Regions from separate parts of the Homo sapiens genome. Here region 1 is linked to region 2. A link is a loop called in an ENCODE intact Hi-C map of the cell type or tissue named here. Cell type or tissue: PC-3. All regions are shown on one strand. Links, peaks and the distances in the headings refer to the core of each region. The heading gives the core; the rest is flanking DNA.

Evidence for each region. Peaks named below come from ENCODE experiments on the same cell type or tissue, not always from the same donor. Only the 100,000 strongest peaks of a DNase experiment are listed, where the experiment ranks them.
Region 1: a loop joins it to region 2, with 15 times the contacts of the local background. A loop is called at or near these places in 2 of 110 quality-filtered maps.

What each region holds. Positions count from the first base shown.
Region 1 is chr14:66,859,277-66,875,137 of GRCh38, forward strand. All of the region lies in intron 4 of GPHN (gephyrin), which reads left to right. Among named protein-coding and RNA genes, the nearest start is that of GARIN2, 320 kb to the right of the region's middle. In PC-3, for the core only: a CTCF peak has its summit at 8,904 (motif pointing right); no DNase peak of the experiment used is centred there.
Region 2 is chr14:67,112,311-67,128,171 of GRCh38, forward strand. GPHN (gephyrin) reads left to right here. Exons shown (of 23, transcript NM_020806.5): 16 at 708-861; 17 at 9,946-10,067. All of the region lies in intron 2 of LOC105370538 (a long non-coding RNA gene), which reads right to left. Among named protein-coding and RNA genes, the nearest start is that of GARIN2, 69 kb to the right of the region's middle. In PC-3, for the core only: CTCF peaks have their summits at 6,106 (motif pointing left) and 6,331; a DNase peak (open chromatin) is centred at 6,091; H3K4me3 peaks cover 804 bases.

The sequences.
Region 1 (15,861 bases), core at 4,667-12,666, 250 kb before region 2:
AACCCACCATCCCCAGCTCCGGAAGCACAGCACAGAGAGAGACTCCATTTGTTTGGGAGAAAATAAGAGAAGAGAACAAGAGTCTCTGTGTGGTAATACAGATAATTTTTCTGGACTTTAACCAAGACCACCAAAGTGGTATCTCTGCAAGTCTGCAAGAACTATAGCATTACTGGGCTTGGGGCCGAAGTCCCTTCAAATACCTGGAAAGCCTTTCTGAGAGAGACAGGTGCCAACAAGCCCAGATTGCGAAAGCTAATAAATACCTAACTCTTCAATGCCAGAAACACTGACAAACATCTACAAGTATCACGATCACCCAGGAAAACATCACCTCACACTACAAACTAAATAAGGCACTAGGGAATAAGCTTGAAGAAACAGAGATATGTGATCTTTTAGATAGAGAATTCAAAATAGATATTTTGAGGAAACTCAAATTCAAGATAACACAGAGAAGGAATTCAGAATTCTGTCAGATAAACTTAGCAAAGAGATTGAAATAATAATTTAAAAGAAACAAACAGAAATTCTAGACATGGAAAATGCAATTGACACACCCAAGAATGCATCAGTCTCTTAATAGCAGAATCGATCAATCAGAAGAAAGAATTAGTGAGCTTGAAGAAAGACTAATTGAAAATACACAGTTAGAGGAGACAAGAAAATAAAAAAGGATGAGGTATGCCTACAAAATGTAGAAAATAGGCTCAAAAGGGTAAATCTAAGAGTTATTGGCCTTAAAGAGGAGGTAAAGAAAGAGATAGGAGTAGAAACTTTATTCAAAGGGATAATATGAGAGAACTTCCAAACCTCGAGAAAAATATCAACATTGTGCAAGAAGGTTATAGATAACACTAAGCAGATTTAACTCAAAGACTACCTCAAGGCATGTGAATAATTAAACTCCCAAAATTCAAGGATAAAGAAAGAATCCTAAAAGCACCAAGAGAAAAGAAACAAATGACATACAACGGAGCTCTACTACATCTGGCAGCAGAGGTTTCAGTGGAAAACTTACAGGACAAAAGAAAGTGGCATGACATATTTAAAGTGCTGAAGGAAAAAAGTTTTGCTCTAGAACAGTATATCTGGTGAAAATATCCTTCAGGCATGAAGGAGAATAAAGACTCTCAGACAAACAAAAGCTAAGAGATTTCATCAACACCAAGATTTCATCAACACCAAACCTATCCTACAAGAAATACTAAAGGGAGTTCTTCAGTCTTAAAGAAAAGGATGCTAATGAGCAATAAAAAATATCATCTGACAGTGCAAAACTCACTGGTAGTAGTAAGCACCCAGAAAAACAGAATATTTTAAGACTGTGATTGTGGTGTGTAAACTACTCTTATCTCAAGCAGAAAGACTAAATAATAAACGAATCAACGATAATAACCGCAACAACTTTTCAAGACGTAATAAGACATAAAGAGACACAACAAAAAGTTAAAAAGCGGGGACACAATTAAAGTGTAGCATTTTTATGAGTTTTCTTTTTGCTTATTTGTTTCTATATGCAATCAATGTTGTCATCAGTTTAAAATAATGTGTTATAGTATTTGCAAGCCTCATGGTAACTTCCAATCAAAAAAACCTACAATAGCTACAAAAAAATATATAAAGCAAGAAATTAAAACATACCACCAGAGAAAATCACTTCCACAAAAAGGAATACGGGAAGGAAGAAAAGAAGGAAGAGAAGACCACAAAACAACCAGAAAACAAGTAACAAAATGGCAGGTGTAAGCCCTTTACTTAATAATAACATTGAATTATAAATGGACCAAACTCTCAAATCAAAAGACAGAGTGGCTGAATGAATGAAAAAACAAGACTCAATGTTCTGTTACCTGTGAGAAACACAGTTCACCTGTAAAGACAAATATAAACTGAAAATAAAAAGATGGAAAAAGATATTCCATGCCAGTGGAAACCAAAAAAGAGCAGGAGTAGCTAAGGCAAAATAGTTTTCTAAACAAAAACTGTAAGAAGAGACAAAGTCATTATATAATGATAAAAGGGTGAATTCAGCAATGAACCCAATGCTGGAGCATACAGATATATAAAGAAAATATTATTAGAGCTAAAGAGAGAGATAGATTCCAATACAATAATAACTGGAGACTTCAACACCCTACTTTCAGCATTAGGCAGATCATGCAGACAGAAAATCAACAAGGAAACATCAGACTTAATCAGCACTATAGAACAAATGGACCTAATAGATGTTTACAGAATATTTTATCCAATGGTGGCAGAATACACATTATTCTCCTCAGAACAGAGATAATTCTAAAGGATAGACCATATGTTGGGTCACAAAACAAGCCTCAAAACATTCAAAAAAATTGAAATGATAGCAAGCATCTTTTCTGACCACAATGGAATACAACTGGAAATCAATAACGAGGAATGTTGGAAACTATACAAACACGTGGAAATTAAACAAGATGCTCCTGAATGATCAATGGGTCAATGAAGGAATTAAGGAAACTGAAAATTTTCTTGAAACAAATGACCAAATATGCCAAACATACCAAAACATATGGGACACAGCAAAAGCAGTACTGAGGGAATTTTATAGCTATAAGTGCCTACATCAAAAAAAGGAAAAAATTCAAATAAATAACCTAATGATGCATCTCAGAGAACTAGAAAAGCAAGAGCAAACAAAACCCAAAAGTAGTAGAGGAAAAGAAAGAATAACGATCAGAACAGAGATAAATGAATTTGAAATGAAGGAAATACAAAAAGATCAACAAACTGGAAAGCTTGTTTTTTGGAAAGTTAAGCAAGATTGACAAACCTTTAACCAGAATAACTAAGAAAAAAGGAGAGAAGATACAAATAAACAAAATCAAAAATGGAAAAGGAGTCATTACAATTGATACTGCATAAAGTCAAATAATCATTAGTGGCTACTATGAGCAACTATATACCAAAAAGTTAGAAAACCCAGAAGAAATGGACAAGTTTCTAGACAGATACAACCTATCAAGGCTTAACCACAAAGAAATCCAAAACCTGAACAGAGCAATAACAAATATCAAGATTGAAGCTGTAAAAAAAAGTATCCCAGTGAAGAAAAGCCTGAGATCCAATTCCCTGCTGAATTCTACAGAACATTTAAGGAAGAACTAATACCAATCTTACTCAAAGTATTCCGAAATACAAGGAGGAGGGAATACTTCCAAACTCATTCTATGAGACCAGTGTTACCCTGATACCAAAATCAGGCCAAGACATGTAAGAAAGAAAAGAAAAGAAAATTACAGGCCAATATCTCTGATGAATATTGATACAAAAATCCTCAACAAAATACTAGCAACCCAAATTCAACAGTACATTAAGATCATTCTCATAACCAAAAGGGATTCTTGGCAAGCGTACAAGGATGGTTCAACCTACATCATACATCCTATCAACAGAATGAAGGACAAAAACTATATGATCATTTTACTTGATGCTGAAAAATCATTTGCTAAAATTCAAACTTGCTGCATGATAAAAATCCTCAAAAAAACTGGGTGTAGAAGGAACATCCTTCAACATAATAAGAGCTATATGCAGCAGACCCACATCTGGTATCATAGTGAAATGGGAAAAACTGAAAGCATTTCCTCTAAGATCTGCAACATGACAAAGATGCCTACTGTCAGCACTATTATTCAGCGTACTACTGGAAGTCCCAGCTACAGCAGTCAGAGAAGAGAAAGATATAAAGGGCATCCACATTGGAAAGGAAGAAGTCAAATTATTCTTGTTTTCAGATGATATGATATTATATCTAGAAAAAAACTAAAGACTCCACCAAACAACTATTAGAACTGAGAAGCAAATTCAGTAAAGTGGCAGGTTACAAAATCAACATACAAAAATCAGTAGCATTTCTATATGCCAACAGTGAACAATCTGAAAAAGAAAAAAAAAAAAGTCCCATTTACAATAGCCACAGAGAAAATTAAATACCTAGGAATTAACTTAAAGAAGTAAAAGATCTCTATAATGAAAACTGTAAAACTGATGAAAGAAATTGCAGAGGACACCAAAAACTGGAAAGTTATTCCATGTTCATGGGTTGGAAAAATTAATATTGTTAAAATGTTCATACTACCCAAAGCAATCTACAGATTCAATGCAATCCCTATCAAAACACCAATGACATTCTTCACAGAAAGAGAAAAAAAATCATAAAATTTATCAGGAACCGCAAAAGACCCAGAATAACCAAAGCTATCCTAAGCAAAAAGAACAAAACTGGAGGAATCATATTACCTGACTTCAAAGTATATTATAGAGCTATAGTAGCTAATACAGCATGGTACTGGCATAAAAACAGACACATAGACCAATGGAACAGAATAGAGAATCTAAAAATAAATTTATACACCTACAGTGAACTCATTTTTGACAAAGATGTCAAGAACATGCACTCAGGAAAAGACAGTCTCTTCAACAAATGGTGCTGGGAAAACTGAATATTTATATGCAGAAGAATGAAACTAGACCCCTATCTCTTGCCATACAAAAATCAAATCACAGTAGATTAAAAACTTAAATCTAAGACCTCAAAACTGTGAAACCATTACATGAAAACATTGAGGAAACTCTCCTGGATATTGGTCTGTGCAAAAATTTCTTGAGTAATATCTCATAAGCACAAGCAACCAAAGCAAAAATGGACAAATGGGATTACAAATTTAAAAGCTTCTGCAGAGCAAAGGAACAATCAACAAAATGAAGAGAGAACCCACAGAATAGGAGAAAATATTTGCAAACTACCCACCTGACGAGGGATTAATAACCAGAATATGTAAGAAGCTCAAACAACTCTATAGGAAAAAGATCTAATAATCCAATTAAAAATGGGCAAAAGATCTGAATAGACATTTCTCAAAAGAAGATGTACAAATGGCAAACAGGACTATGAAAAGATACTCAGCATCATTGATTATCAGAGAACTACAAATCAAAACCACAATGAGATATCATTTCACCCCAATTAAATGGCTTTTATCCGAAAGACAGGGCATAACAAATACTGGTGAGGACTAGAGAAAAGGGAACCCTTGTACACCATTGGTAGGAATGTTAAGTTAGTACAACCACCATGGAGAACAGTTTGGAGGTTTCTTGGAAAACTAAAAATGGAGCTACCATATGATCCAGCATTCCCACTGCTGGTTATGTACCCAAAAGAATGGAAATCAAGGCCAGGTGCGGTGGCTCATGCCTGTAATCCCAGCACTTTGGGAGGCCAAGACAGGCAGATCACCTGAGGTCAGGAGTTCAAGACCATTCTGGCCAACATGGTAAAACCCTGTTTCTACTAAAAATATAAAAATTAACCGGGCATGGTGGCACATGCTTGGAATCCCAGTTACTCGGGAGGCTGAGACAGGAGAATCACTGAAACCCAGCGGGTGGAGATTGCAGTGAGCCGAGACTGTGCCACTGCACTCAAGTCTGGGCAACAGAGCGAGACTCTGTCTCAAAAAAAAAAAGTGGAACTCAGTATTTCCAAGGAATATCTGCACTCCCATGTTTCTGGCAGCACTGTTCACAATAGCCAAGGTGTGGAATCAACCTAAGTGTCCATCAGCAGATGAATGGATAAAGAAAATGTACATCTACACAATGGAATTCTATTTGGCCATATAAAGAATAAGAACCTGTTATTTCCAACAACATGGATGAAACTGGAGGTCATTATGTTTGTGAAGCCAGGCACAGAAAGACAAACTTCACATGTTCTCACTCATTTGTGTGAGCTAAAAATGAAAACAACTGAACGCATGGAGATATATAGTAGAAGGATGATTACCAGCTGAGGATGGTAGTGGGGAAGTAAGGGGACTAAGTATAAAAAGTAGTTAGAAAAAAATGAGTAAAACCTGGTATTGGATAGCACAACAGGATGACTGTAGTCAATAATAATTTAATTATATATTTTTAAATAAAAAATATAATTGGATTGACTAACACAAAGGATAAATGCTTGAGGGGATGGATATTCCATATACCATGATGTGATTATTATGCATTGCATGCCTTTATCAGAGTGTCTCATGTACTTCCCAAATTTATGCAGTACCTACTGCATACCCAGGAAAATTAAAAATTTTTCAAATTTTTTAAACTAAATTATTCAAAGAAGATTACAAAAAGTCTGATAGTCTCTGGGCAATTTGTGTTAATACAAAAAAAATTAAAACCAGGAAAGAAAACCCTGAGAGATCAGGAGATAACATACTCTTCATAGAGATATGAAGCATTTCTTTGTTTTCTGTGCTTTCTTAGAAGCAAACCTGATTAGGTACAGAAGAAGCCTATATATGTCCTTATTACAGTGTTGAGTAAAATGTCAGTTTCCATCTATCGCATTTATTGTTCCTGATTTGAATACCCTCTTCTCTTGGATACTTAATTTTTATTCTGTGAAAAGAAATGGAAGAGAGGATCTGAGTTTAGGTTATTCATAATCATCTCAATATAAAATAGTATTGCCTGCTTACAAAATCTTTCAAGTTTATTTTGGAAGCCTAAATTTTTAAATAATTTTTGTTGATTAATTCTTAAGTTTGGCTTGGCTCTTTTATTACCTGAGACACTCTTAAGTGTATAACTTTGAAAGCATAACATTGAACATCAAGGTAGCATCAAAGGAGGAAATGTATAAATGTGCAGTCTCAGTAGTGTTTTTACGTATGTGTGTGTTAGTGGGGGTAGTCATTTCTACCCATTCTGACCAGGTAATTAAGTGTGGTTGGTGCCAGTAGATACAACCAGTTTCTTCTACCCCACTCCCACCAGCTGCCCTAATAAAGTCACTTTTCAGTTGCCTGTTGTCCAAACCTGAAAAACAATCCCAATCCTAGGGTGTATAGTATTATTAACTATAGTCACCATATTATGCATTAGATTTCCTGAACTTTTTTCCTCCATATCTACATATCAACTTCTGAAGAACAGGAATGAGTAACTCTTTTTTTTAACGTAGGTTGAAAGACATACCTAGCCAATATTCTACCATTAACGAATACATACATATTCCATATATAAAAATGTTAACAATCCATAGGAATATCAATATTCTTTCATCTTTTCCTGGAATGAGATACAAAGTAGTACTGTTTATATAAGTGGAATATGAAGATACGTATTCTCATGAAAATCTCTTATAAAAAGTGATTTGTTCACCTGAGTGCCCAAGTTTTATGGTTAGATAATTTAATTATCAGATTAATGTTTAGATAAAAGTTATTGAAAAATAATATGTAAAGAGAAAAGTTGTGATGCTAACGAGTGTTCACTGCTATGTACTTGAGTTGGTTCTTGAACAGGGGTTGGGATCTAAATGTTAGCAAATACAGTGAGATTTTTCATAGTTAAAGTGAAAAAAACTTGAAAATCTTTCAAATACATATTAATCTCAGTAAGCCAAACAACCAGTTTTTACCCCAGCATTGAAATAAATTCTTTGGTTGAATTAGGTAAATTGGTTGGCATGCTTTATAAAGAGGAATAATTACCTTTAAACATTAGAACCTTAGCTGGCACAGCAATTCATTAACCATTGGAACTGAGGTAAACTGTGAAAACTACCAACTCAGACACCATTTCATGCTCACTGCAAAGTATATGTTCATTGAATGGAATGGAAAACAAAATGCCTGCAGTATGTAAATTTGTACTCTTTTCTTCCTGTGTCCTTCCTACCATGGTACTGTCTCCTTTGACCTTTCATCACAACCAGATCTTATTTAAATATTGTACAATTTGAACTGAAAAAAAAAATGGAGCATCTTCTCTTCACATGAAACGTTATCTGCTTCTTCCAGGAATTGAAGAAGATGTAAATATTTAAGAATATTAAAACCCCAAGAAAAGATGTTCATTAGCAATAAGATAATATCTCTCAAGTAAAAGTGAGATGCCTTTTACAATTACCTTGATTTCCAGATTGCATCTTCTCTGTGTAGCAGTAGTCTTTGACCATTTGGTTGTATTATTATAAGTTGATGTGGTTATGATTGTTTGAAAGTTGTTTGTAACTAAAATAAAAATAAAATCTGTAAATGAATGGTTTTAATTAATTAGACTAAATTCGAGACTGCTTTTACAATAATGTGACTCTTACTTCCGTTCTGCTCTGTTTCTTGAATGAGAAAAAAATAGATTTATAACAAGTACTCCTTGAACATCCTTGGGAGTTTGTCGTGGATGTAACTTTTATCCACTACATGATGTCCCAAGAAAAATATTTTAAGGATACCTACTCTGTACCATAGAATACTTATAGGAGCAGCCTCAGAATTGTTAGTTTATTATAACCCTTTTTAAAAATGTAAAATGAAATTAATGTGTTTGTCCTTTAATAAGCAGAAGTCAGGAAAATGTAACTGGCTGGCATTAAACTGCCTATTTTTACCTAATTTATCTCCTCACTAAATCTATATTCTGTTCTGATGAAGGATTCTCACATTTATGTCAGTCTACAAAGTTGAACATAAAGTGATTATAAAGATAAGACCAAATGGTACATATTGTCATTAATCTACATCATTCCTTCCATCAGCAGTATGTTTTTCAAAGTATGGTCTTCTGACCAGCATCAGAAGCGTCACCTGGAAACTTGATAGAAATGTAAATTTTCACCTGGAAACTTGTTAGAAATGTAAATTTTGAGGCACCTAGACATTCTGAATCAGAATCTCTGGAAGTGGGGCCCAGCAATCTGTATTTTAACAAGGCTTCTAGAAGATTCTGATGCACACTAAAGTTTGAGAAACACTGCTCTAACTACATCTCACTTTGATAACTTAACAAAGTTATTATTAATAGTAGTCATTAGCTGGTATTTCAAAGATAGTCTTTGTTATTTATTTAAGATTATTTAATCAGCAGAGGGCACTGCAGTAATTGTTAAGGAGGAAATTTTATTAAATCTACCTAATCAGGTTACAAGCACATGAGTACTAATATATAAATTTGTCTGCTCTGTTAATAAAATCATGTCTATAAAAATAAGTGAAAGCACTATACTAAGTGATTTTTCACAGAGTCACTATGCATGTAAAGTATTTCTGCACATTTAGATATATCTATTATATGTTCTTTACGGGTTTTTTTAAGACAGAGTCTCACTCTGTTGCCCAGACTGGAGTTCAATGGCACGATTTCGGCTCACTGCAGCCTCTGCAACCCGGGTTCAAGCGATTCTCCTACCTCAGGCTCTTGAGTAGCTGGAACTACAGGGGCATGCCACCACGCCGGGCTAATTTTTGTATTTTTAGTAGAGACAGGGTTTCACCATGTTGGCCAGGCTGGTCTCAAACTCCTGACCTCAAGTGATCCGCCCACCTTGGCTTCCCAAGGTGCTGGAATTACAGGCATGAGCCACCATGCCCAACCATATGTTCTGTACATTTTTAAACATCATTGTCTGTTAGCAATATCTTTTTTAAGGTCATTTTTCCTATGAAGTTAAAATATGAACAATTTCATCAACAAGATACCTGAATTACTGAATCATTGTTTTTGACACTGTTTTTACAGCTTAGCAGTCTTTGAAGCGTCTTTCTGACTTTAATGTTGTCCTCAAAGTATCAAGAAAAAAAAAGGAAAAGATCACAATTATGTGATTTTTCACAGAAGTTTGCAACTTTCATATTGGAAAAATATTTAGACGTCAAAGATAAATATTTTATTTAAAAAGAATAGCTAAGTCCAATTAAACCTTTATATTTTAGACCGACTAGTTCAGAAATACTGATACCTGAAGTAAGACTATAAATTTCTACCATCTTTCAAGGAATAAAAGAATCTGGTAATCAAATTAATAATGTATAAGAGGGAAACAGAACTTTAAGCTAGTTAAGGAAAAAATGGTTTCAAGCTTTTAATGGCATCTTTTTGCCATTGATAATGAACAGTCTGTTAATAATGAATACTTGTGTTATCTATTCATTAACAGATACAGATAACCTTTATTTGTCTGTATTGTACTAGCATATGTGATTGAAAGTGATAAAGCTACATTCTTCAAACCATTCTTCTGTTCAGATTTTCTAATAAACAGGTATCTTTCTCTTGTTATATTTGTAATTAAGTTTTATTCTCTTATTCTTTGTTTTCTAGTTGCATCTCCCCATTTATAGTTTACAGGTCTTTGTACTCAGCTCTTGCTCTCTTGTCCATCTTCCAGTCCCCATCTCATTCGCTGCCTGCTCCCTAGTTTAGATCCCTAATTTCAGTATTCTACTTCCTACGTGGCATTTGCCAGTGCTCTTGCATCTGGGTTCTTGCTCTCCATTCTCTTTTTCCTAGTCTTTGGTTCTCTACTACTCTTTGCAGGTAGTTTCTGGATTTTTGTATTATTTCTGTTCTCTAACTGATATGTGCAGAACTGCAAGGATGTAAGAAGAATTGGAAAGTAGAAGCATAGAAAGAGCTAACATGTATTGAATACCTATTCTATGCTAAGTGATTTATCATTTAGTTCTCAGAGCCCTCTTATAAGATGTAGGTATGTTTTATTATTACCTCCATTATATTCATAAGTACTCTGGAAACTTAGGTTAAATATTTTATTCTAATTCACATAGCAAAACTACATAGTAAAGCCAAGTTTCACATCTAGATTGGTTTATTTATTCCTTCACTTCTTTATTCAACAAATATTTGTTGAGCACATACTATATGTTGGGCTCCGAACTAGATGCTGAAATAGATCCAGCTCCTATTGTTATTGCCCTTAACTGTGTAATGTCATTTTCTGACTTCATAGATGATGATCTTTTACTACACCAAACAGCTTAAGAGGAAGAGAAAATAAAAGGAAAATAGAAGGGTTCTAATGTTTTATGTAAAATGTTTGATACAAACGTGAGAAAGACTGTGTTTGTGCTTGATTTAAGAATACCCTATTGAAAAGAACAGTTTGTATCTAGCATAGAGAGTCTGACATCCACCTACCCCAACCAACTCACCACCATCAGCATCAATGCCTTTCAGTGGCATCACCATGATATATTTTTTCTTTTATGTTCTAAAACATATAAGGTTTGTGTCTCTATGCCCAAATTCTTCAGAAGATCTTCAGAAAGAATTAACTGTCCTGCCTGAATTATGTTTAGAGAAAGATGAAGAACTTTGTAAAGAATACAGTCAGCCCTGCAGAACCCCTAACTACTGTATTTTCGATCCTCAGTTGATTGAATCCACAGATGTTGAACCAGCAATATGGAGAGCAACTGTACCTACACTGTGATCCATCCATCTATATATTTTTATACCCTGAAAAATATTTTAGATGGCTTACCCAAATACATAAATACAACAGAATTTTTAAAAATATAAATGTGAAGAGTAGGACAGAGAAAAATCAGATGAAACTAAAGTTGTGTTCAGTAAGCCTACTGAAAGGTATTCACAAATTTGTTCTCAAGGATAACTTGATTCACAAGCATTGTAATTTAAAAACAAACTGGTAACATAGAAAAGTATCCATTCCTAGTTATGATACTTGAAAGGAAATTTCTCCTGTAGGTCCTCCTAAAGACCACAGTGTAATACGGTGAACAATTCAGATGCTTCCTAATGTAAATAAGAGTTTGAGCCATTTTATTGATTCTGATTTCATACCACAGAAGCAAAGCCCAATAAACCAATTCTATAAAAAGTGAAATGAGGCATTCAAAGTAGATCACTCTCCAGTGGTCTGGCAAAATCCAGTGGTATGTTTTAGAGGATTTAGAAAAATTAATGAACCACATCTCTTTTAGGCAATTCTCACGTATCATTTGTCAATTGAGTTTTTCATGTGCTGGGTGACAGTGAGCTTACACGCTCTCTGAGGTTTGTTCTACTCACTACTGTAACATCAATACCTCAGATACTACCTAGTACATAGTAGATGCTTAATAAATATTCGTTATTTAAATGGATAAATGTTGTGCTTTGAAGTATCAATTTTAAGTGAAATACTCCCTTTCAGCTATCTGTTGATATTTCCCTTCATGTCCCTGAATAAAGTGTGCTACTATACTTTGGGATATATCATCTTTATGTGAAGCCCCGAATTCATGAAATGTCAACCATTGCTTATATAACTTTTTCAAGCAAGTAATGAAATAAATATTAACACTATCCAAGAAGTTCCTTTAATATTGTTAACAGTGACATCCCCTTGCTTGATGTTTAGGGCTCTGATTTTAACATCCTTGAGAAGGTGTTAACCTCCATAAAGCAATTTATAACATAGAAGTAGTGTTTCGTCTTGGTAAGTCTCAAAATCATAACAGATAGATTGGCTTTGGAAAATAAGTAATAAAGATTGGATAATGACATGGATGAAGCTGGAAGCCATCATTCTCAGCAAACTAACACAGGAACAGAAAATCAAACACTGCATGTTCTCACTCATAACTGGGAGTTGAACAATGAGAACACATGGACACAGGGAGGAAAACAACACACACTGGGGCCTGTCGGCGGGGTGAGGGGGAAGGGGAGGGAGGGTATTGGGACAAATACCTAATACATGCAGAGCTTAAAACCTAGATGACGGGTTGACAGGTGCAGCAAACCACCATTGCACATATACCTATGTAACAAACCTGCACATTCTGCACATGTATACCGGAGCTTAAAGTAAAATTTAAAAAAAAATTTAAATACGTAAAAAAAGATGGGATAATGCCAGCAAAGTCCTTACGTTTTTGTTAGTTTTTCTTTAAAATGTCTCCCATTGTTAAATATCCTGTTATGCTAGGATTCACTGTACCAGTAAATTGCATCAATTCTGCTAATCCTGTATTCTGTATAATTGGAAGGGATTAACTAATTTATATGCGTTCTAAACTTTATTTATAACATCAATTAGCATCTAATACATACCTGATGCATTTTAACTGCTTTTGCCCAGAGCTACAATCTTATTGAAGAGTAGCATTCTACTTTCAAAGAAATATTGAAATATAAACCTTTCTCTCTATACCTTCATAATTTACTTTTTGTTTGCCTTTCTACTTATTTACTGTAATACTTCATTTTGCAAACTTTATTTTTGTATTGCTTCCAACTATTATAACTTGCTTAATTTTTGGAAACAGAGGACTGGAAATGGATTAAGTCATGTATTTCACCCTCAAGTTTTAGCCTAAAATGTATCTTGACCATTATACAGTAAAATATATACCTATTTTGATTGACCCTTCAAAAATGAAATTTTCTTGTCTTTAGGAAAATTTAGGAGACTTTAGGAAAATGAAATTTTCCTTTCATTAGTGTATTCCAGATTTAACTGTACTTATCTTAAGAATGCCGTATCCTCCAGGCATGGTGGCTTATGCCTGTAATCCCAGTACTTTGGGAGGATGAGGTGGGCAGATCACCCTGAGGTCAGGAGTTCGAGACCAGCTTGGCCAACATGGTGAAACCCCATCTCTACTAAAAGTACAAAATTAGCCAGGCATGGTGGTGCGCACCTGTAATCACAGCTACTCGGAAGGCTGAGGTAGGAGAAACACTTGAACCCGGGAGACGGAGTTTGCAGTAAGCCGAGATCGTGCCACTGCACTCCAGGCAAAAAGAGCAAAACTTTGTCCCAAAAAAAAAAAAAAAAGGGTGCCCTATCCTAAAACTCCTAGTATATAGGTAAACCCCTTCACATCATTAATTTTTTATTTAAAAAAGACGGTTGGGCAAGATGGCCAAATAGGAACAGCTCCAGTCTGCAACGCCCAGCAAGATCAACGCAGTAGGCAGGTGATTGCTGCATTTTCAACTAGGTACACGGCTCATATCGTTGGGACTGGTTAGACAGTGGGTGCAGCCCATGGAGGGTGAGCTGAAGCAGGGTGAGGCATTGCCTCACACAGGAAGCACTAGGGATCAGGGAAGTCCCTCCCCTTGCCAAGGGAAGCCATGAGGAACTGTGCATTCCGGCCCAGATACTATGCTTTTCCCACAGTCTTTGCAAACCGCAGACCAGGAGATTCCCTCGGGTGCCCACACCACCAGGACCCTGGGTTTGAAGCACAAAACTGGGAGGCCATTTGGGCAGACACCAAGCTAGCTGCAAGAGTTTTTTTTCATAACCCAGTGGCGCCTGGAATGCCAGTGAGACAAACTGTTAACTCCCCTGGAAAGGGGGCTGAAGCCAGGGAGCAAATTGGTCTAACTCAGCAGATCCCACCCACACAGAACCCAGCAAGCTAAGATCCACTGGTGTGAAATTCTCATTGCCAGCACAGCAGTCTGAAGTCGACCTGGGGCACTCCAGCTTGGTGTGGGGAGGGGGCGTCCACCATTACTGACGCTTGAGTGGGCAGTTTTCCCCTCACAGCATAAACAAAGCAGCTGGAAGTTCGGACTGGACAGAGCCCACCACAGTGTGGCAAAGCTGCTGTAGCCAGACTGCCTCTCTAGATTCCTTCTCTCTGGGCAGGACATCTCTGAAAGACAGGAGCCCCAGGCAGGGGCTTATAGATAAAACTCCCATCTCCCTGGGACAGAGCACCTGTGGGAAGGGGCGGATGTGGGCGCATACTTAAACTTAGTTCCTTCCTGCCAGCTCCTAAGAGAGCAGCAGATCTCCCAGCACAGGGCTCAAGCTCTGCTAAGGGACAGACTGCATCCTCAAGTGGGTCCCTGACCCCCATGCCTCCTGACTAGGAAACACCTCCCAGCAGGGGTTGACAGACATGTCATACAGGAGAGCTCTGGCTGGCATCAGGTGAATGCCGCTCTGGGACGAAGCTTCCAGAGGAAGGAATTGGCAGCAATCTTTGCTGTTCTGCAGCCTTTGCTAGTGATACCCAGGAAAACAGGGTCTAGAGTGGACATCCAGCAAACTCCAGCAGACCTGCAGCAGAGAGGCCTGACTGTTAGAAGGAAAACTAATGAACAGAGAGGAATAGCATCAACATCAACAAAAAGGATTTCCACACAGAAACCCCATCCAAAGGTCACCAACATCAAAGAGCAAAGGTAGATAAATCCACAAAGATGACCAAAAAACAGCACAAGAAGGCTGAAAATTCCAAAAACCAGAACACATCTTCTCTTCCAAAGGATCACAACTCCTCGCCAGCAAGGTATCAAAACTGGAGGGAGAATGAGTTTGACAAATTGACAGAAGTAGGCTTCAGAAGGTGGGTAATAAAAAACTCCTCCGAGCTAAAGGAGCATGTTCTAACCCAATGAAAGGAAGCTAAGAACCTTGAAAAAAGGTTAGAGGAATTGGTAACTAGAATAACCAGTTTAGAGAAGAACATAAATGACCTGATGTAGCTGAGAAACACAACACGAAAACTTCATGAAGCATACACAAGTATCAATAGCCGAATCAATCAAGCCAAAGAAAGAATTTCAGAGATTGAAGATCAAATTAATGAAATAAAGCATGAAGACAAGATTAAAGAAAAAAGAATGAAAAGGAATGAACAGAGCCTCCAAGAAATATGGGACTGTGTGAAAAGACCAAACCTACTTCTGATTGCTGTACTTGAAAGTGACAGGGAGAACAGAACCAAGTTGGAAAACACTCTTCAGGGTATTATCCAAGAGAACTTCCCCAACGTAGCAAGACAGGCCAGCATTCAAATTCAGGAAATACAAAGAACACCACAAAGATACTCTTTGAGGAGAGCAACCCCAAGACACATAATCATCAGATTCACCAACGTTGGAATGAAGGAATAAATGGTAAGGGCAGCCAGAGAGAAAGGTCAGGTTACCCACAAGGAAGCCCATCAAGCTAATGGCAGATCTCTCGGCAGAAACCCAACAAGCCAGAAGAGAGTGGGTGGCCAATATTCAACATTCTTAAAGAAAAGAATTTTCAACTCAGAA
Region 2 (15,861 bases), core at 1,165-9,164:
ATAATAATGGAATAATCTGTTCCTTGTTATATACAAAGATGAGGCTATTTGCTATGATAAATAGTGCATATACCTTAAATTATTTTTCTTAAAATGGAATATGTTTACCCTGATTCCATTAATACTAATTTGCTGAACATCCCTTTGTAACGAAGCTACACTTCTCCCATCCCTATGGCAGCACACCAAGGTTAATGTACCTCAGTAGCCACAGATCAGGACCAACCTAAGTGGTCCATATGGAAATTACCTCTATGACTGTAGCCTCATTAGCATTATTCTCCTTGACAAAGCTAGCCAGCTGTGGACCTCTTATCATTAATGCCGCTAGATATTGCCATACAAATTCTTGCCTTATCAAAGAAAGTTTACAATTGGTATTTTTACTATAATGTAACATAAAACAATTTGTAAAGTAATTTTATTCACAGGTACTCATGAAAAAAAATTTCAAATATGAAGTAACATGTTTTTCTTTAGCAGTAATACATTCAAATCCTATTTCTGTTTTCTGTTGTGTGATTTAACTTTTAAAATTAAAAAAGCATAGGATTTTTAGAATCCCTTCAATTCATTGTTTTCCTACTACTTTATTTCTAGACTTTTTTGTCTTCTTGAATGTCCTTTTTTGACACTAAAGTTTCCCTCTGAGTTGAGAAAATGTTGTTCTCTAATCACACTGCTTATGGTTCTGCTTTGACTTTCAGACCCATCGGCCATGACATTAAAAGAGGGGAATGTGTTTTGGCCAAAGGAACCCACATGGGCCCCTCAGAGATTGGTCTTCTGGCAACTGTAGGTGTCACAGAGGTTGAAGTTAATAAGTTTCCAGTGGTTGCAGTCATGTCAACAGGGAATGAGGTATTAAAAATAAAAATGGAGGGAGTGGGGAGAGGGCCCATAAGATAAAGGTATTTCTGACATATGTTCTGTGTTGTAAATAGAATGTTGTAGATTATAGATCATACCAGTGGATCCACATTCTTATAACAGGGAAACAATAAATTGGCTTTAGGATAGTTTCAAGTTCAGAATATGAGAACAAAGAAGAACTAGTAAAAATTATGTATTATGAAATGTTCTCTTCTATTAGAATGAAATATTATAACCAATGGCCTTTCCACAAAGTCAGTACACATAAGCAAAAAACTTTAGCTGCTAGCTATAGATATTAAACTATACAAACTCAGTACTGTTTCTGTTTAGACAATGAATTGTGCCCATCCTGCTGCTGAAATGATGAGCTACTTCTGTGTGGGAAGTATCAATGAATCAGGACATCATGGCTAGCACTTCTTGTGAAAAGTTCCATTTGATCTTTAATCACTAAGAGGGATTTGATAATCAGGTTTTTTTTTTCCTCTCTCTCTCCCTAAAGATAGCATCTCTAGTGGCATGATATTTAGAATGGGTCAAAATGTCTTTTCATTCCTGATTTAGAAAAGAGAATTTAGTCCATCTCTTTCTGAGAACTCTTGAAAAACTTCCTATTGCTTGTTTTGCTTAGGTTGTGCAAAACTTCAGTCAGAAGCTCCAAGGTCAAATGGAGAATACTAAAAAGTGAATCTGCTGGAAACTCAAAACCTTATAAAAGAATCAGAAACTATTGAGATTTTTAAAAGTATTAATAATTCCTTTGACCTTACTATTAAAGAAAAGATTAGCGGGATTTTTTAAAAATCTCTTTGTTCTGAAAATAAACCCATCATTATTTTTAATTTCTTGAAGTCTTGGAAATGAAAATTTTCAGAGGTCTTTTTATGACATTATAGTCCTTTTGGTTAAAGCAAAAGAATAGACTGTTTTATTTTGCAAATAGATAGCTAAATCAACATTCCAGATGTGCTTACTTCCCAGTATATATGCACTAGTCATTTCCAAAAACTATTGATTGACAAAAAACATTCTTTTCAATTTGATCTACATAGTAATGATTTTAATATCCTTAGAACCAAATAACACTATATATAGCATCAGAAATAAATTTTTGTTAAACTGGTTGACTCAGTGAACTATTCTTTTTTATGATATACTTACATGCTTTGTGCAACAAGTAAGTTCATGGAGTTTGAGAAAGCTAAACAGTAGCACACTCATGGACCAGGCATGGTGGCTTATTCCTGTAATCCCAGCATTTAGGGAGGCTGAAGCAGGGGGATCAATTGAGGCTAGGAGTTCAAAACCAGCCTGGGCAACATAGCGGGACCCTGCCTCTACTAAAAAATTAAAAATAGCTATGCATGGTAGCACATGCCTATAGTCCTAGCTACTGAGGAGGCTGAGGTGGGAGGATCACTTGAGCTCAAGAATTCAAGGCTGCAGTGAGCTATGATGGCACTACTGCACTTTAGCCTGGGTGACAGAGTGAGACCCTATCTCACAATAAAGTAAAATAAGAATTAACACACTCATAATAACTATTTAGTTAATAGGAAACTCTGTTTAAGCGATATTGCTTATATTTCTCTCTCATGCTTTTGTAGGTCTGGACTCATCCTCTCAATTATCCACAGAGTATATTGTTAGTGTTTTGTTTAAGCTACCTTTTACACTCAATTAAAACTATTTACTGGAAGTAGGCTAAGGTAATGGGGTGAGAATAGAGATGGTATTATATCATGAAATCTAGGGAAGAGTTTGTAGTCTTAGTTCCCTGCCCCCACAGAGCTTATTACTCTTGAAGAAGCTTTGACTAATTCTACATGACTTATTCCCCTACTTTAACAGACCTGCTATACTAAACTATACCACAGTTTTCCAAGAGAATAATGCTTCTAAATTATATTATCTCTGGTTCCATATAGCTCAACATTCCTCCCTTTCTCTTATTCAAAGTTAGTTTTTATTATGACTCTATGATCATATAGTTTAGTTTTGTTCAGCAGATAATTGGGTACCTCTGTGCCAGGCACTTTACTGGAAATTGGTGATAAAAAAAAAAGAGATAAATAAAGCATATTATCTCTCCAGAAGGCTTGAAATTCTCAGATACCTAGAAAACAATAGCAAAAAAAAAATTACCTATTTTCAGAGAGGGCAAAAGAAATTGCACTTAATGTAGCAAGGCCATAATTTACCCAGTCACAGTACAAACTTTCCTTAAGTATTGGTTTTAGTTTCCTTTGATACATATGGTTTCAGGCCGGGCATGGTTGCTCACACCTGTAATCCCAGCACTTTGGGAGGCCAAGGCGGGAGGATCGCTTGAGGTCAGGAGTTCGAGACCAGACTGACCAACATGGTGAAACCCTGTCTGTACTAAAAATACAAAAAAATTAGCTGGGTGTGATGGCACATGCCTGTAGTCACAACTACTTGGGAGGCTGAGGCAGAAGAATTGCTTGAACCCGGGAGGCGGAGGTTGCAGTGAGCTGAGATCGTGCCACGGCACTCCAGCCTGGGTGAGAGAGAGAGACTCCATCTCAAAAAAAAAAAAAAGATATATATGGTTTCACATATGTCCACTTCTTGAATCTCATATGACATATTGGTAAGCAGGACAGTTGCCTTGGCAACCCAAAGAGTGCCGTACAAGATGTCTATGTATACTCTAAAACTTGCCCCAGTATTTTATTACTGTATGAGCTTGTTAAGGACCAGCAAATTATTTCAAAATTGGGGATATAGAGTTATCAACTATAGCTAACATGGAATAGCTGATTTCTGTATTCGTTGATTTCAACAAACTGTGCATATTAAAATTTAGATATGCAACCTGTGGTGATTCATGTCTGTAATCCCAGCACTTTGGGAGGCCGAGATGGGTAGATCACTTGAGGCTAGGAGTTTGAGACCAGCCTGGGCAACATGGCAAAACCCTGTCTCTACAAAAAATACAAGCCAGGCATGATGCTATGCCCCTGTAGTGTCTGCTACTCAGGAGGCTGAGGCAGAGGTTACAGTGCGCAATGACCATTCCACTGTACTACAGCCTGGGAAACAGAGTGAGACAAAGAAAGAAAAGAAAAAGAAAGAAAGAAAAGAAAAAGAAAGAAAGAAAGAAAAAGAAAGAAAGAAACAGAAGGAAAAGAAAAAGGGGAAGGGGAAGCAAAAAGAAAAGAGAGAAAAGAAAAGAAACAAGGAAAGGAGGGGAGGGCAGGGCAGGACTGCTTAGGAGATGGGTGCACCAAAATCTCACTAATTACCACTAAATAAATTATTCATGTAACCAGATACCACCTGTTCCCCAAAAATCTATTGAAATGAAAAATGTTTAAAAAATAGAAAAAGAAAACTCATTCATAATCCAAAAAAGAAAGAAAGAGTCTCGCCATTTTGCCCAGACTGGCCTTAAACTCCTAAGCTCAAGTGATCCTCCCACCTCAGCTTCCCAAGTAGCTGAGACTACAGGCTTATGCTACCATAGCCACTTCACAGGACAGGTTTTAAGCCAATCAAATCTGTCCAGAGTCATCTTAATGGAAATATTATATTAATTATTTTCTAATACAATTTGTAAACCTCTGTATTTCTAAACCAAATTCTTAAAGACTCCTTAAATTGTTTAAAAGATCTAAATGTTTCTCTTCCCTTCTTATCTTGTAACCTAGTAAGCCAGGCAATTAGCTTAACGATCAGTTAAACCTTTTTTTCCCCAGAGTTGTGTTAAAAGCTATTTGCAACAGGAACATTCTTCATGAGAGCTCATTGACTTTTCTCCCTCTTTTTGTGTTAGACCTATGTATCTGAACTATCTGGGTGTATCCATAATAACAAGAATTGAGTTTTGATCAATTAATAGATTAAGTTTTCTAGAAGACAGAGAAAGAAAGTGAGATGATTACCACAAATATGTAAAGAGTTACTGACCACTATAAAAGTCAAATCACCTTCTCTTTGCAAAGAGTGGGAAAGCCTTAAATGCAAGCAAACCCATTTCAATACATGAGAAAGAAAGGAAGTCATTACAACCAGTTCAAATAGTATCTTGGGCACTTGATAATTCCATCAAGACTATAGGATTAATTAAGTCTTTAAAAGTACTTTCAAGTGAATAATTGTAGTCATATCAAAAGTACTTCAAAATGACCACTGCAATTCCAGGTTGTCCTTGATGAAATTATGCTTTTTAGAAAGATAAATGTGTGAAAGAGAAAACAGAAGCCAGAGTTATGCCTGGAGATAGTGCAAGTTTATTATTAAATGAACCCATGAATTCATTAGCTACTGGTCATTCAAAAGGGAAAAATAGCACTTAAATATTGTACCTAAAGTCCTCAACAGTAAAGGTTGAACCCCTGGCAGCTAACCCTGAAACCTAACAAGCTAGAATGGGTAGAGAGGAAATCTCTCCCAAAGCCAGTTTCTCATAGACAAAACTAAGAAAAGTTCTTATAGGCACACAACAATGTGGCCAACTGACAGATAGGATGGCCAGTTTCAAATCTTTACTAAGAAAAACAAAAATTAGTATAAATCCAATCAGATAACCAAACAATTCTGGAAACCTTATAACAAAAACAATATCAGCTGTCTTTGGGAGTTCAGCAAAAAAACGATCAGACCTCAAAACAAGGGCTGGAGTTAATCTAAGCATCATAGACAAGGAATCTGCCCAAGCAAAAAGGCAGAAGAGACCTCACTGAAATACAGTATAACCAATAATATAACTGGTGGCAAGAGTTCCTGCCTAAGTCTTGGTAGGATTTTCATAATACCAAAATCCTAATACAAAGACCACCAGGGAAACCTGTTGATCATACAAAATGGTTATATTAAAGTTTCTGAGAAAAAGAAAACATCACCTTGACAATGTTGGGGAGGGAAAAATAATTTTTCCTCTACCCTTGTGAGTTCTTACCTGGGACCTCTATAAACGATAGATTAACAAGAAAAAAAGAGAAGTTAGTTAACATGTATACCTCGTGTATATATGGGACATACCCAAGGGAAAATTAGTAACTCCTAAAGTGATGGCTGAGAAGTCTGGCTTAAATAGCATCTTCAGCAAAGAACAGTACATTCTTAGAGAAGTGATGAGACAAAGGACCTTGAGTCTCTAGGGCCGGCAATTTGTGGGAAGGCAAATATATGGGAAACTAATGATAGATTAAAGGCTAGTTAATAAAGTTTGATATATAAATTCCTCTGGCGCCATCTGCAGGCTGATAAGTGTCCAAAGATTTATCCCTCGGGCCAGGCGCGGTGGCTCACGCCTGTAATTCAAGCACTTTGGGAAGCCTAGGCGGGTGGATCACAAGGTCAGGAAATTGAGACCATCTTGGCTAACACACGGTGAAACCCCTACTCTACTAAAAATACAAAAAAATTAGCCGGGTGTGGTGGCGAGGGCCTGTAATCCCAGCTACTCGGGAGGCTGAGGCAGGAGAATGGCGTGAACCCGGGAGGCGGAGCTTGCAGTGAGCCGAGATCGCATCACTGCACTCACTACAGCCAGGGCGACAGAGCGAGACTCCGTCTCAAAAAAAAAAAAAGATTCATCCCTCCAGGGGTCGCGGGGGGAGTTACCTTTCTTAATTTATGTCCTACTTTTAGGCAAACAGGAGAAAAGCAGAGAGCGTTTCTTATATTTTTCTTCTCAAGTGCCTTCGGCTAAAAAATATTTGTTATGCTGGCATATTTTGGGGTAGTATATTCTGCTACCCTTCAACAGAGTCTCAGTGGTGTTTCACAACTGGGAAGTCATAAGATTTTTATGAGGGTATTTATAGGATTTTGAGGACTAGGGTTGGCCATGGGATAGTTTTAAGGTAGAAGTTATTAAGCAAAGTCCGAGCAGAGATTGGTCGGAATTTGTAAAATAGGTGAATTGGTGGATCACAGTCAGTCTTATCTTCAGAGCATATGAATCCATGTGGAACTACTGTTAAAACAAGTTGTCCATGATCTTATCTTAAAGTATATGGATCTGAACAAGCTTGTGTTAAAAACAATTTATTTCAAGTTACATGTCCTGGTTTGGTACAGTTTAGCTGTTATGCAAATAATGGTATAGTTTTGCAAGTTGATGTTTCTGTTTTATTTCTCAGAAGGAAATAGTTTGTAGGCAAGGCAGCCAATTATAAGGCTTTCACAGAAATTCAGACATAATGTAATGAATGTCTAGAATTGTTTTGGGAGGTAGTAAAAGAGTGAATGAAAATGTAGGGTCAAGGAAGAGATGGATTAGAATATTCTTAATGATTGAGGCTTTTGGGAAGAGTGGGCTACAAAGGGGAAAACAAAGTTAAATGTTTAGGCCAGGCGCAGTGGCTCACGCCTGTAATCCCAGCACTTTGGGAGGCCGAGGTGGGCGGATCACCTGAGGTCAGGAGTTTGAGACCAGCCTGACCAACAGTAGAGAAACACCATCTCTACTAAAAATACAAAATTAGCCGGGCGTGGTGGCGCATGCCTGTAATCCCAGCTACTCGGGAGGCTGAGGCAGGAGACTCGCTTGAACCCACGAGGCAGAGGTTGCAGTGAGCCGAGATCACGCCATTGCACTCCAGCCTGGGCAACAAGAGCTTGATGCTGTCTCAAAAACAAAAACAAACAACAACAAAAAAGTTTAATGTTTAAAAAGTGGGAAGATAGTGGCCAGGTATGGTGGCTCACACCTCTAATCCAAGCACTTTGGGAGGCTGAGGCAGGTGAATCACTTGGGGTCAGGAGTTCAAGACCAGCCTGGCCAACATGGCAAACCCCCGTCTCTACTAAAAATGCAAACATTAGCCAGGCATGGTAGTGTGCGCCTGTAGTCCCAGATAGGAAGCTGTGGTAGGAAGATCGCTTGAACCCAGGGGGTGGAGGTTGCAGTGAGCTGAGATTGCGCCACTGCATTCCAGCCTGTGCAACAGAATAAGACTCCATCTCAAAAAAAAAAAAAAAGAGGTGGGAAGATAGTGGTACCATTGATAATACCAAAAATGGGAAATTGAACTTGGTGACTTGATATGGAGATGATGGGTTATGTTTTGTTTTACCTCATATTTTTTTCTTTTGAAACTGTAATAAATTTCAGACATCATTCCCAAGATGACTGGAAGTATAACAGAAAATAAGATTCAGTTTTAAAAGGAAAAATTGTGAGTTTATTCTAGTATATTTAGCCTTATACTCTTCCATTTAATTCTGTATTGTTTTATTTGAAATTATTTAAAATACACTGTAAATCCCACACCCTCATTTAACTAGCTATTTTTTCGTTATGTCAGTTTTACAGACAAATAATGGGTTCTCCAGTGATCTCTAATTTTCCGTTATTTCTGGAACTGTTTGCAGCAAAATAACAGAGAGGAACATAAATAGCAAAGAAAACACCCTGATAACAGAGGAATCTTACTTAGTTCGTGGTCAATACCCTGCTTTGAAAAAAATGATATAATCACACATTTTTCTTTCTAAAGCAACTAGTTTGATTAATGGAGTTAAAGAGCTGCAAGCCTTGCCCCTTATAAAATTATAATCACTTTAATAACTGTGTTAATTAAGATCAGAAAATTAATCTATGTTAGCATTGCAGTAGCAATTTTCCAAGTACTGCCAGGGAGTAAGAATGAAAGTGGGTTACAATGTCACATGGCATCTGATTAAGTTAAATTAGTAAGTATTCGAAGGGAAGACTCCCTGGTGACACTGAATAAGATGGTCACAGTTTTCCTGTAGCCTATTGTAAGGGGACAGTTGGTTGCAAAGCTACTACTTTTCCAATATAAAGTCAAAAATCTGGCCACATACTATCACTAATGAGTCTGAAGGAAGATTAGGACTTGTGGTTATTGTCTGGGAGAATTCATATAATAAGCTCTGGTGTTGGCCATATTAGTAGCTAAAACATCTTAAATGTGCAGGCTTGCCTTTAACCTCCTAAAATAATAGTCCAGGTTTTCTCACTTCAAGTAAGTACTTCTTTTTTTACTTTATAATTTCTGAAATCAAAGCATATCTTAAAACTGATACATAAATTGTTGTAAGAATGTATCTGTGTATGTGAAGGACCCCCTACTCTTAGGTATTTTATAATCTAATAGTCTATGTTCACATTATAAACTGATGTCATCTGTACTAGCATCTAGGGGTAACAATATGAGAACAATTGGGAGGAAAGTAGGTGATCCTTTGACGTCATATGTCATAAAGAAAGGAAAGAGAATCACATTTATTGTACATTTATCTGCATAAACTGAATGTTCATTATCTCACTCCTAACAATTACCTTGCAAGGTAGTTATTATTACTATATTTTATAAATGAGAAAATTACGACAAAGAATTTTGTCAACTTGAATTTGAACCCTGTTGGAATCCAAAGCTCTTCCTACTCTACAATCTGACTACCTCATTGGAACATCCTAAGGTAGAATAAGCTTCGTTAATTTTCTTCGTAGACATAGTAGATATTAAATCTCTAAAGATTAATTCAGTTCAGAATAATGGAATTGTGCATACATGTAGCTAAGTATTACTTAAGTTTGCTAGTATCAGAGACAAAACATCTGTCTTCCTCTCCTTCACATAAGCTTAGCTTCTTTGATACTGTTGACCCCACTTCAGAAAAGAGACAAAAAAGTTTGAAAGAAAAGATAAACTATTATTCTGTTCAGACTTAAGGATATCATGTCACACAATCTATACCTCAAATATTCCCAATGGAAGACAAATTGGAAAATAATATTGGGAGAAAAAAAGATAATTGTTTTATTTAGTTTGGCCAGTATCTCCAGAGCATTATTATCAAATTGGAGCCCAACCTGGTGGGATATTTTGCATGCAGTTCAATCGCCAGTGAAATTTCAGAGTGTTTTTTGACTTCCATAGGAACATTTTCTCATCCTCCTATACTTTCAATATTTATTTAAAGATCCTTTGGGCATTCACCTTCAAAATGCCAGATACCATTGTAGGTGCTAGATATGCTAAACTCAGTTTAGTAGATTTTTTTTTCATTAGAAATATGCAACATTAACCTAATAGAATAATTTGTGGTGGTTTTTTGGCTTTGTAGCTGCTAAATCCTGAAGATGACCTCTTACCAGGGAAGATTCGAGACAGCAATCGTTCAACTCTTCTAGCAACAATTCAGGAACATGGTTACCCCACGATCAACTTGGGTATTGTAGGAGACAAGTAAGTATTTGATGTCATTCTGAAAAGTTTGTATTGTACAAATACGAGTTTTTGGAATACTCATTAGGTGGAGTTGCTGCTAAAGAGACAGAAATTTAATGTCATAATTTTCACTTATCTCATTCTTCAGAAGCCAAAGAATATTGAGGTATCTATGTCCTTTAGAGATAAAGATTTCTTGGAATGTCTCTGAAAACAAGAGAAATACTTTACTTTCCTGTAGTATGTTAGGTTTCAAAGGATGTTTTTGTAATAGTTTTGGTTTTATCCCAATGGAGCTAACAGTGATGGCATTATTCTGATGCACATTTTTACTTCTTTCAAGAAAGACAGGAAAAGCATAGGTAAGAAGAGAAAGAGAGATTGTCAAAAGTAGCACTACCTAATTCTTTGAAATTTAAGTACAATTTTTTTCTAGGACTTCTATATTGATTTTTGTGTCTTTATGTAACCTGTTTCTCCAGGCTTTACCTACTTGAAAGTACAAAGGGAAGCACAATGACTATAATTACTCAATTTTTAAGAGCCTATTACCCCCATCTACTGAATTAACTCAGCCCTCTGCTAAGTTTTCTAAGTATTTCTGTGAATCTCCAGTGCTGTCTCATGTGTGATCAAAAGCAAGTCTACACTTTCTAAACATCCTAGTATCATGCAACACTGCTGCCTGGCTGTCTTTCAAAAGTCACCCTTTCCATTTCACTAGAGCTACACCTGCTTTTAGTAATACTCAAATATCAACCCAATGGAGACAAGGCTCAGAGACAGATCTGAGTGATAAATACTCATGATGTATCTATCACCCATAATCCCCTTTCTCTCTTATCACTACCTCATCACTGTGTAGACCTCATTAAGCATGGATCCTTCTTCCCTTATGTTGAGTACTTTCCCAAAACTCAGATGTGCTTTTGAAGAGGTTCTGACCTACCATTCACAAGGTAGGATCTGACAAGGCATGCTGTGAACTTTATCTTAGGCTCACACTGGACATAGTCTAACCTAAGCTTGTCCAGGCCAGGCACAGTGGCTCACGCCTGTAATCCCAGCACTTTGGAAGGCCAAGGCGGGTGGATCACTTGAGGCCAGGAGTTGGAGACCAGTCTGACTAACATGGAGAAACCCCATCTCTACTACAAAATAGAAAAATTGCCTAGGTGTGGTGGTACACATCTGTAATCCCAGCTACTCGGGAGGCTGAGGCATGAGAATCATTTGAGCCTGGGGGGCGGAGGTTGAAGTGAGCTGAGATCGTAACACTGCACCCCAGCCTGGGAAACAGAGTGAGACTCTGTCTCAAAAAATAAATAAGTAAACAAATTAAGCTTCTCCAACCCGTGGCCCATGGACCACGTACAACCCAGGACAGCTTTGAATGTAGCCCAACACAAATTCATAAACTTTCTTAAAACATTATGAGATTTTTTTGCGATTTTTTTTTTTAGCTCATTAGCTATCATTAATGTATTTTATGTGTGGCCCAAGACAATTCTTCTTCTGATGTGGCCCAGGAAAGCCAAAAGATTGAACACCCCTGGTCTAAACCTTGGACACAAGCATCTTGCCAGTAACCTGAAAGGTAGTAGCTTTTATGTCATCTAACCTTTTGAAGTTCTCTTCTTTCCTCCTGATTTTTTTTTCTTTCTCTGAGGACACTGGAGTGGAAGCTGGTGTATTTTCAAATGTCATTCTTTTTAAAATCTTCACCATTTGTATTTGCATGGATGTTTAGCTCTAAAGAAGTTTGGCCAGGAGTGGTGGCTCACACCTGTAATCCCAGCACTTTGGGAGGCCAAGGCAGGTGGATCACCTGAGGTCAGGAGTTTGAGACCAGCCTGGCCAACATGGTGAAACCCTGTCTCTACTAAAAATATGAAAATTAGCTGGGGGTAGTGGTGCGCACCTGTAATCCCAGCTACTCGGGAGGCTAACACAGGAGAATCACTTGAACCCGGGAGGTGGAGGTTGCAGTGAGCTGAGACTGCACCATTGCACTCCAGCCTGGGCAACAAAGCGAGACTCCAGGGCCCCTCGTCCTAAGAAGGGAAAGTAAAGCCAGTGTACAGGAAGGAAAGGGGGGAAAAAGCCAGTTATTTGAATTTGGGCCTTAGCAGTAACCTATCCTTTAAGATACAAGTACTTAAAAACTATCCTATCCAGATACAGCTTTTCCAAAGACCAAAATCAACTTCTGAGAAGAGAAGTGATAAATCCAAGAGTTTGAAAACACAAAGATAAGGCAAGCAGGCTTGAAACTTCATGGAACAAACACCAGATTCTTAGGGTTATTTCCCTCCTACCAATGGCTCTGGCCCTACCTCTAAGTGCGTTAATGAGCTCTAAGAAATAGTATAAGGAAAAAGGGAGCTTTTAAATTGTTTTTACCCTAATTTGTTCTGGACTATAATTCTGCCCATTCTCCCTCTTACTGTTATACTTTTTTTTTTAAAGAGGTTACTTAATATACTGTATATACTGCCATTATCTTGAAGTACTCTAAAGGCCAAAACATCATTGAAAGGCCAACATGTTGGTATGCTGATATTTTTCTGGGATCCACACTGTTAATTTGTGGTGGACATTTCCTAATAATGGTGATATTGCATTTAACTCCAAAATATACTTTGAAAACAGTATAAAGAACAACAAAACTATAAACAGGTTAAGGCAATTCAGTGAATGTACAAATCTCTAGTGTATACCCTTTTCTTGAATAGTAATACCTTATATCAAACTGAGAACAATTTAAAAAAAAAAGAAATTGATGCAAATCTAGGCTTTCTTAGTCTTAGAGTGCTATATTGAAGGGGTCCAGAGTGAATGGTGTAGAATGCAGAGGTGGAATGTGGGAGGAAAGAATTTATAATTGTTCTAATGGAAATCTGTGCTGGGAGTTTAGCAAAGAAAACAAGGTATTTAATCTACAGCCTATTGATATTCTGTGAAGGCTACCCTCCTTCATTCTTCTTCATCCTATTCAGCCATTTGCTAAGGAAAGCAAATATTGTCACACAGAAGCATCTGGGTAAAGCTCTCCAGGGAAACAAGCAGAGTCATGGGAGAAACTGTACCCTAGGTTTAAAGCAGGGAGAGAAATAGCTCAAGAATGTCAATAAGGGCGAGGTGCAGTGGCTCACGCCTATAATCCCAGCACTTTGGGAGGCCAAGGCGGGCGGATCACCTGAGATCAAGAGCTGGAGACCAGCCTGACCAACGTGGCGAACCCCCGTCTGTACTAAAAATACAAAAATTAGCTAGGCATGGTGGTGCATGCCTATAATCCCAGCTACTTGGGAGGCTGAGGCAGGGGAATCGCTTGAATGTGGGAGGTGGGGGTTGCAGTGAGCCAACATCGTGCCACTGCACTCCAGCCTGGGTGACAGAGCGAGACTCTGTCTCAAAAAAAAAAAAAAAGTCAGTAAGCACAGAACCTTACTCAACTATGACAGATAAGGGTAGAGAGTGACAGCTCTATTTGTATCATTAAAAAAGGTTTGAGTCTGGTTTTTAAATTCTATATGATTCTATTTCTCAGCTCTTATTCTTATCACCTGCCATAATTTTGACAATCAAAGTAAAAATAGAAGAATAAGACTTTGTAGCTCTTTGAAGTGAGTTGGACTAAATGGCCTTTGCTTACTATACCTTTTATTTTAAAAGGTTAATTTAATAGTACTATGAAGATTACTGGAGGGATGCTTCAAATACCTGAGAATTAACAACTGTATTTGAAAATCATTCATTTGTAAACATTATATATATATTAAAATACATTTCTTGTTTTCTCACACTGTTTGGAACACAGTACTGTTGGAGTTCCTATAGTCTTTTTCTTTAAAGAGACACATTTTGAAACCCAGAGATATTAAGTAACTTGCCCAGCATTATACTACTAGTTAGTGGCAGAGATAAAAATGGAATCTAAATTTCCTGAGATTGACAATCCATAATTCTCTACTATCATTATAAAGACAAGATATTGTATACCTGTGTACTACTGTGGGCTGGATTGGTCAGACAGAGTTTTATAAACCTCTAGTTTCAAGCTAGAACTTAAAAGAATGAGTAGGATTTAGATAGGAAAAGAGAGTGTGTTAATCCAAGTAGGAAACTGAATGCACAAAGTAGAGAAGTAGAAACAAATAGTGTCTAGAGAATTAGAAATGAACAAGAGATTCAGGTAGAAGGATAAGACAGGTAAATTGAGTAGAAATTTGAACCAGATTTTGAAAGGATGTGGAGAAATAGGAACACTTTTACACTGTTGGTGGGACTGTAAACTAGTTCAACCATTGTGGAAGTCAGTGTGGCAATTCCTCAGGGATCTAGAACTAGAAATACCATTTGACCCAGCCATCCCATTACTGGGTGTATACCCAAAGGACTATAAATCATGCTGCTATAAAGACACATGCACACGTATGTTTATTGCGGCATTATTCACAATAGCAAAGACTTGGAACCAACCCAAATGTCCAACAATGATAGACTGGATTAAGAAAATGTGGCACATATACACCATGGAATACTATGCAGCCATAAAAAATGATGAGTTCCTGTCCTTTGTAGGGACATGGATGAAATTGGAAATGATCATTCTCAGTAAACTATCGCAAGGACAAAAAACCAAACACCGCATGTTCTCACTCATAGGTGGGAATTGAACAATGAGATCACATGGACACAGGAAGGGGAATATCACACTCTGGGGACTGTTGTGGGGTGGGGGGAGGGGGGAAGGGGGAGGGATAGCATCGGGAGATATACCTAATGCTAGAAGACGAGTTAGTGGGTGCAGCGCACCAGCATGGCACATGTATACATATGTAACTAACCTGCACAATGTGCACATGTACCCTAAAACTTAAAGTATAATAAAAAAAAAAAAATGGCTTTGCAATTTAGGCTGCCAAACTACCCAATTCAGTTAAATTTGAAGTTTGGGTATTTTTTGGTTTGTTTGGGTTTTTGTTTTTGTTTTTGTTTTGCCGAATTGACATAAAAAACAATTATTTTAAAAAGATCAATTGACCTAGATTTATCATATAAGCTAATGATGGAGACTGGAAATAAGGAGAACAATACAATTTGTTTACTCATTGTTTAATCAGTCACCAGGAAGTATTGATTGTGTACCTGTGAGTCGTCTGGAGATCTTATTGAAAATGTTGATTATACTTTAACAAATCTGGGGTGGGCTGAGATTTTGCATCTCTGACAAGCTCCAAAATTATACCAAACTGCAGGTCTGTGGAACACAGGAAGTATCAAGAATATAGTAAGATCAGTCATGCGTCTGCTATGAATTTTAAGCCAAAGGCTATGGAAGATACAAAATTGAAACAGATATTGATCTTACTTTTGAAGAATCACAAATTCCAAGCAGTAAAAATATTTTAGAAGGTTCCAGAACTTAAACTCAAATTTGGAACTATAAGAAGAAAGAGATTAAATAAAGAGAAATATTGAAGTCTATTATGTAGAAGAGAGCAGTGTCACTGTTGAATTATCTTTGTCTGGATTACAAAGCCTCAAAATGGTATGTGTATGTAAACACAAAATGCCTGGAAAAGCAAGCTGTTAGGCCTCTTTACCACAATTTTATATTCCTGTGTAGCAACATACTATTTCCATGTCTTCATTCTCCACTCAAAATCTATTATTTCTTGGCTTTTATAGCTCTTTTTGCTATGCTCATTCCCCTAAATATAGGTCTCCCCGTGGCTTACCCTTGGCTTTCTGTCCTTTTCATTCTGTATGCTAATGACTGACTACCAAATCTTATATCCCCAGC